2 separate regions of the Mus musculus genome follow, and region 1 is linked to region 2. The links are chromatin contacts, found by Hi-C in ENCODE. All regions are on one chromosome and are shown on one strand. The core of a region is the stretch at or near the end of the contact, and the rest is flanking DNA. Distances in the headings are between cores, read along the strand shown.

Evidence for each region. Hi-C counts contacts between places; a loop is a spot of excess contacts on that map.
Region 1: a map of T-helper 2 cell shows a loop between it and region 2 (3-fold over the local background). The contact joins two enhancer-like sites. A Hi-C loop is called at or near these places in 2 of 37 maps with a recorded cell type or tissue (T-helper 17 cell and T-helper 2 cell).

The regions. Positions count from the first base shown.
Region 1 is chr10:14,084,200-14,087,811 of GRCm38, reverse strand. The region is part of intron 2 of Hivep2 (human immunodeficiency virus type I enhancer binding protein 2); the gene reads right to left. Among named protein-coding and RNA genes, the nearest start is that of Gm51759, 41 kb to the left of the region's middle. Within about 2 kb of position 2,217, at least 2 of the 3 ENCODE cell types and tissues checked have a DNase peak (open chromatin) inside an H3K27ac peak, as active enhancers do.
Region 2 is chr10:13,834,882-13,838,456 of GRCm38, reverse strand. The region is part of intron 1 of Aig1 (androgen-induced 1); the gene reads left to right. Among named protein-coding and RNA genes, the nearest start is that of Aig1, 32 kb to the left of the region's middle. Within about 2 kb of position 2,182, at least 1 of the 3 ENCODE cell types and tissues checked has a DNase peak (open chromatin) inside an H3K27ac peak, as active enhancers do.

The sequences.
Region 1 (3,612 bases), core at 968-3,467, 250 kb before region 2:
TAAAGTGCTTATTATACAAGCATGGGAACCTAAATTTATTCCCCAGAACTCATATAAAAAACTCACAGTGTTAGCAAAGACAGGAGACTCTCTGGAATTGCTAGTCAGTAAGTCTAAGAGAATCAGTTACACCGAAGGTCCTAACCTCGGTGGAAACCTTAACTGGAAAAAGCCAGGTAAATGGCAGTGAGAAATGAAAGATTGTCTTCGGGCTGCACATAAGCATGCACACATACATGTATACACCTCCACCCCTTCCCACAAAAACGCTTGGCTGCGGCTCGGTGGTAGAAAGCACACTTTCAGAACCCCATTCTTACTTATTTCACTTTCCCTGTAGAGTAATGCTTTGTTCATTCAGAGATGACAGGCAGTTACCATGTAGTAACAACCCCAGGGTCAGACCTAAATTCTTCCACTTCCAGCAAACGCTGGCCCCTTCCCAGCATTGTGTACAGGAAGTGCACAGTATCTTTAGTACTAAGCTGGACTTTATGTTGAGTGTGTCTTACAAAAAGAGAAATAAAACTTTACCAATAAGTGTAAGATCACTAAATTCACACTTTTCCATGTGAATGGTGAGAGCTAACATAATTTAAGAGTAAAGAATTATCTAAACCAGTAGAGGAACACCATGGGCAAAATGTGTATGTTTTAGGTACCCGGAGGAACTGCACAAAAAAAAAAAAAAAAGGTATATTAAGAAGTGACATTTAAATTAGATCTCAAAGCACAGATGAGGACATAATAGGTAGATCAAAATTATATCTATATAACTTTCATCTATCTATTCATCTGTACCTCATAATTAGATAGATAGATAGATAGATAGATAGATAGATAGATAGATAGATAGATAGATAGATAGATAATACTGATATAAATAATATAGATAGATGTATTTAATAGATGGTAATAAAGATGTACTGGGCCTGGGTTATTTGCCAGGCTATAGAGCTTGATTTTCCTCTACTGCCACCACTTGAAGGTGACACTGAAGAAGACAGCTAAAGAGACATGGCATAGTGTCCACGAGAGACCCTGCCTCAAAAAGATAAGGTGTATGTATGACACTTGAGGTTGCTTTCTGGCCTCAATGCAAACGGACACACTCATATATACAACCAGCCCCCACACATACAAGTCAAACACACATGAAAAATGCCCATGAGAGATTCCGTTTCTTCTATAAGAAAATGCATGTCTTATGTAACAAAGAAGATTAATACATTCAATTAATAATGTCATGGCTTGAGAAAGAGACACTTGCGTGGCCCTTACCCAGGTTTCTAATAAGGACAGGATGCTAACAGTGAAAGGACCATTTAGAAAGCTGATTTCCTTTCATCGTGCCTGTTAAGTGTTTACTTAATTCACATCCTGTGTGACCCTATGGGAAAATTTTTAACTACTGCTGGGGAAATCCCATAGGGTTACGCAGGATGTGAACTGGGCTTGTGCTGAACCACCTTCAGCTTGAAAAATAAACTGGACGAGGTGAGTTTCACTTTCTGTTTGTCATAAATTCCACACTCTACCTCCTAAAGTTCACATTCACAGAGCATCGGCCTCTCTGGATGGCAGGCCAACAGAAGGCCTGCGTTCTCACTGGATCTTTCAAATAAAACTTGTAGAAAGAATATTCCTGTTCTACAAGCGGCACAAGAGGCAAGTCAGTGCCGTCGATCAAAGGCAGTCAGTGGAGCACTCCCAGAATGCTCCTGCATACCTGCAGCACACACAGGCCAGCTGCGCCTTTCCAGTTCCTGTGAAGAATGCACAGCAAACCACTTCCCCTATAGAAAGAAAGAAAAAAAAAAAAAAAAAAAGCAGCCCAACTTACTTGCTGATGGAAACAGTGTCATACTTTCCACTGGCCAAGCTTGAAACCATTACTGATTTAACCTTCATTAATTTTTCCACAACGATTTGCAGAAATGTCAGGAAGCAGCTGTATGAAGACTGATTAATTATCCTTATCATGGCTACTTCGCCAGGCACTTGTACCCCCCCCCCCCACTCCTATTGATACATGTATGTGTAGAAATATCTAAATATATATTCTAGCATGAAAATGAAAGTCAGCCCTTTGTCCTCTGTTGGTTGAGATGGGTGGTATGGGATGTGTTACTCTGAAAATCTAGATTGATCTGCGCTGTCTTTCAAGGGCCCAAATCTGGATCTGGAGGCAACCCCATGAAATTTGGGACAGTAGCCATGAAGGAAAAGCTTGCTTCCTGCCGATTACTCAGATCTGTTCAAACAGACGCTAATGGATTCATGTCTTAGAGCAACACTGCATGTGTTAGTCAATCACAGAGGCTCGAATTCACTTCCGAAATGTGAATTAGAAAATCAAATGCCCTTTCTCTACTTTTTTTTTCAACTTTTCTTTCCTGCCTCATCATTTTAGATTGCAGGGTACCATCTGTCTCACCCCATCAAAGAACACGCTCTGCATGCCTGGCACAGACGAGGGAGCAGCACACCTCACAGCCCCACGTGTCAACCGCCGAGCATCGTTAAGGCAGGTTCGCCACCCAGTCTGGCCATCTGGGTGACTGGTTCAAGCAAGTTTGGCTTCTCGGGCAGCACTAATGTCAAGTAATACTCAGGAAGATAAACACTGGCAAACTTATTTTCCCTCTAAGACACAGGAATGTAGACAGAAATGTCAACGTGCACCTACTAACGCTGCCAACTAGAAAGCTTCAATAGCAAAGGCTTGTCACATCCCTGAAATACGAAGACAGTCCAAACCTGGCACCTTCCATAACAACTCCAATTTTAAGTAAGAACCTGTTTTTCCTGCCCTCATACTAAAAGGCAATAAAGTGGAACAGGCTTAGAACCAAATGACAACAGTATCTTTCAGAGAGACGGGGAGAGGCCCTCCTAAGACTACATAGACAACACCACAGACCATCCAAAGGCTCCCTTCTTACAGACACACTCATTCCGCAATCCAAAGAAACCCTGGTGTACAGCACTGATGTAATAACAAGAGGCATGCGACATCCAGGCCAGATCATGCGGATCTGGGCCAGAATATCAGCTTTGAATCATATCCCACACTCAATGAACAAATCATAGCATCAGGTGAACTACCTAACCTCTCTGTGCCTCACTTTTCTAATCTGTTAAATGGAGATAAAAGTAATGGCTCCATTAGAATTACTTGGTGCTTTAAATTGGCACCATTTACCACCTTTAAAGTGGCCACCTTTACCAGGCCATTAGGTCTGTATTTTTCAGTTGATGTTTCTGACTTAAGATTCATCTAAAAGTCAGAGAGACATAACATGGGAAGAGTTCCTGAATTCATTTAAGCAAGCTCATTGTATTTTTGAAAAGATGTGTCAACCATAAGGGAAGACATGCATAGATTTGAATATGCCCATTAAAAATGAATTAAATAATCTGGGGTTAATAACTTTTTTTATTGGTACTAGTAGGACAAGCATGTAATGATGGGTGACACTGGGGCAAGCACTCCTGAAGACTGTCACAACTCATCACTTCTGCTAGGCCTAGAAAGCGCAGGCAGGAGGAGCCATCAAGACCTGCATGGGCATGGACTTCATCATAGTCAAAGACTTCCTGATGAAGACA
Region 2 (3,575 bases), core at 933-3,432:
GTTCCATAGATTTCCAGTAATGAGACGGAGTGCTATGAGGTAAACATCTGCGCACATGAGCGGGGGGGTTTTAAATCACAGCCTGCAAACCACGGAGCTTCGTGGTGCAGTTAGTCCATCTCCTCAGAAATGCCTGTGGTAAAGGCTTCTTGAAAATGGCCAGGCTCCAAGCAGGTCACTTAGGTGACACTTTCAGTCATTTGCGTGATAGGTCCATGTTGGCTTGGTGAGGCTGACCTCCACGGGTCAGGGAGGACAATTCACCAGCCGGGGAATTGATGGACATAGTCTCAGCGGGAGGGAGCATGAAATACTTTTAAACACATTGATGACTTTGCAGTGTAGCATTTAAACATGTAACCGGTCATGGATCCCCCAGTCACGGATGACCGCCCACTTTGTGACTGTGCAATGGCTATAAGATGTTCAGACGTGCCTGGGGGGAAGACCGTGAAAACAAACGCACGGCAGATCTCTGCGGAGCTCTCCTGTCCGGCTCTGCAGTGAGTCGCTTACCTCGTGCTGCTGAGTTACTTTTGGCCTTCGCTCTTGATCCCATGACAGGAGAAGACATGCATTACTAAGGAGTCAGAGAGCTGTGGAAGGGGGGACTTCCTCAAAGAGCTTGTGTTACAGTCCCTCTGGGTGATGGTGTGTCTCTCCTTCCCATGTGTTGCCCAACTCCTTCAGGAAGCTCCCCCCTCCCACACAGACACTGTAGGGGCTGGTTTCCAGTAAGAAGATCACTGCAGCTTTTGGGAACTAAAAACAAAACAGCCATTCCTGCACTGCGAGGCTTCATATGATGGGAGGAAAAAATACAGGAGGGGCCAGAGTTCATACCACTTTCCTGAAGGTTTTATTGACTTTTCTGCAGGGGAGAAATCTCTGTGTCTTCCAGATATATAATTCATTTTATATATGTGTATGTCACACAAACATCTGTCCTATATATGTATATGTCACATATATGTATGTGTCACATATGTGTATATCATATATGTATGTATATGGCACATGTAGTCAGACTATAGGAATAAATAAACAACATACAGTCTACTGTCTTCTCTTCTTTGCATTGTATATATTCTTTGCAATATACATAGATTCATCCAATGCCAGGTTATGCCCTTATAGTCTCTAACTAGAAAATCCCAGGTAGGTTTGGTTTTTTATTTCTTCATCATTTCCGCCTTAATTAATGCTCTTGTCTCACAGAAGCTCCTCCAGGCCTTTATGTATAACACGATAACTCTGGCTGCCTCCTTCCCATCTGTTCTCTCCCCAGTTCCTCGTTCCATGCCCCGTGCCACTTCACTTCCCGTTGCCACCCCACCCTTGAGCTCCCTCCATCGTGTTGCTTCTGTGTACTACGGTAAAAGCTAACTTGAAAATAACAGGGTCTCCAAGACCCACATGGCACTCCTTGCCCCGTCTTTTAGAAGGACAGCACCGCTACTAGTGTAGACAGGAGCCAGGAAACCCTAATAGATCAAATCAAGGCAGCTACACTCTGCTCTCTTAAAATTCTGTAAGTAATGTTTGCATTTCTTACTTCACATGTTGCTTTTATTTTTTTCTCTATTTTGGTGCAGTTTTGTCTCTTACTTGAGTTCAGTTCAGTAGGAATATTTAAAATACTAACCAGTTAATAACATAATTTGATGAATGAACTATAATTTAAAGCAATTTCATTCCATTTAATAAACTGCAGGTATACTGGAGTCAAATAAAATATGTTCTGGACAGAAAGACCGTATCTGTTTAGGAATAGATGCTAGGAGTCTAGGGACTTTCCCCCAATGTACAGAATATGGCAAGCATTTAATACATTCCACAGAAAAAGAAAATGCCACTCAATCTTTATTTCAAATTGATAGTGTGTGAAAATATGCATGGAATATTTATTCTCGTGAAAATGAGCCCTCATTCATAAGTGGATCATTAAGTAAGACATGACTTCCGGATAGGAAGGGGAGGTGGAGAAGCAGTGCAGAAGGACTGTGGAGAATGCACGTTCTAGAGGATCAAACACTCAGTGGCTCCAGAATACCCTGAGATGGTTTTGTTTTCTGATCAATTCTTGGGAGCGACAGGATGCAATGGGCCACTGAGTTTCCATGTGGTGGAAAACAACACAAGCAACCAGCCTGCTAGAAACGCACGGCCAGATGGTGTACATCCAGGTCATGCTGAGCTGACGGGTTGGAAATGCCAGCTCTGCAGAGTGGTTGGAGCCAAATGATTCTTCAAGGTAACCCTGCTTAAGACTCGCATGTGCGTCTCCATGTAAAATTACACTGTAAGCAGTGTGGTGAGTTTCAAGAAGACAGGGTAGTACTTTGAGGCATTAGATGTTCCCCGTGGGATCTGGTAACTGTCCATGGGAATCAAACTCTAGTAAATGTAGTAGAAATCCAAATCGTGTTTCAGTATTGGCCAACTGTTTCTTTAAGCAAATAACCCAAAGTCAACTCACTGGTGAAGGAATGGTGGAATGTTTTAGACATGTTACATCATCTTTTGATGATGAAAGCTAACAACAGACTGTTCCATTCTTTGGTGGGTATTAGGATCCCATGACCTTTATCATCTCAGGCAAGCATATTACCATGGATTTGCATCCCTGACTTGTTCTGTTAAAGAAACACTAACTACCAGCCAAGTTCCCTCTTTCTCCTTAGGCTGAGGCTCTAGGAAACCATTCGTCTTGCCTCCCTCTCCTTGGTGCATTCTCACTTGGAGAAGTGCTCATAGGAGTTCTGGGGAGGTTGAGGTCACTGTATGCAGGCAGGAGAGAGGCAAATGGGATGACTAGAGATGCAGGGAAGCCACCAAGTACTTGTGAGTGGACAAATGCGTTCGGTGACACGTTGCATAGGGCGAGGATACACTTTGATTCTGCATACCATTAGCTGTTCAAGTTCTGTTGTTTAGAATATTAATGACTTTCCTCATGGTTGAGACAAGGTTGCTGATGAAGCAAGGTAAGAAAGGGGTTACCTTGGCAGCCAGAGACAAGGAGAGAGAGAGAGAGAGGGAGAGAGAAGGAGGGAGGGAGGGAAAGAGAGAGAGAGAGAGAGAGAGAGAGAGAGAGAGAGAGAGAGAGAGAGAGAGAGAGAGAGGTATGAATGTGGGTACCCTGCTCACTTTCTGTATTTGGTTCATTCTAGGACCCCAGGCTAAGGTGTGGTGGCTCCTACATTTAGAGTGGGTCTCCAATCTCATTTAGCCTAATCTAGAAACTCTCACAGATGTGCTCAAATGTTTGTCTCTTGGGTTTCTAGCTCTGTCAAGTTGAGATATGAGCTCCCACGTGCTATTTAGTGCATGTCTCTTTGTAGAAATTCTTTTGGTTTTCTCCTCTACTAGAGTGAGTTTGTTTTCCACCTTTCCTTTCTGTTTTCAACTTCTCTCCTCTTCCTTTTCCTTCGATAGCTTCATAAAAGTATGCTTCCCCCCCAAAAAACAACTAGTCATTTATTCATTTAAAATTCAGGTTTATCAGTATCAATTTTTTATGTGATACAGGTTGAATATGCCTTATCAAAAATGCTTGGAATCGGGAGTGTTAA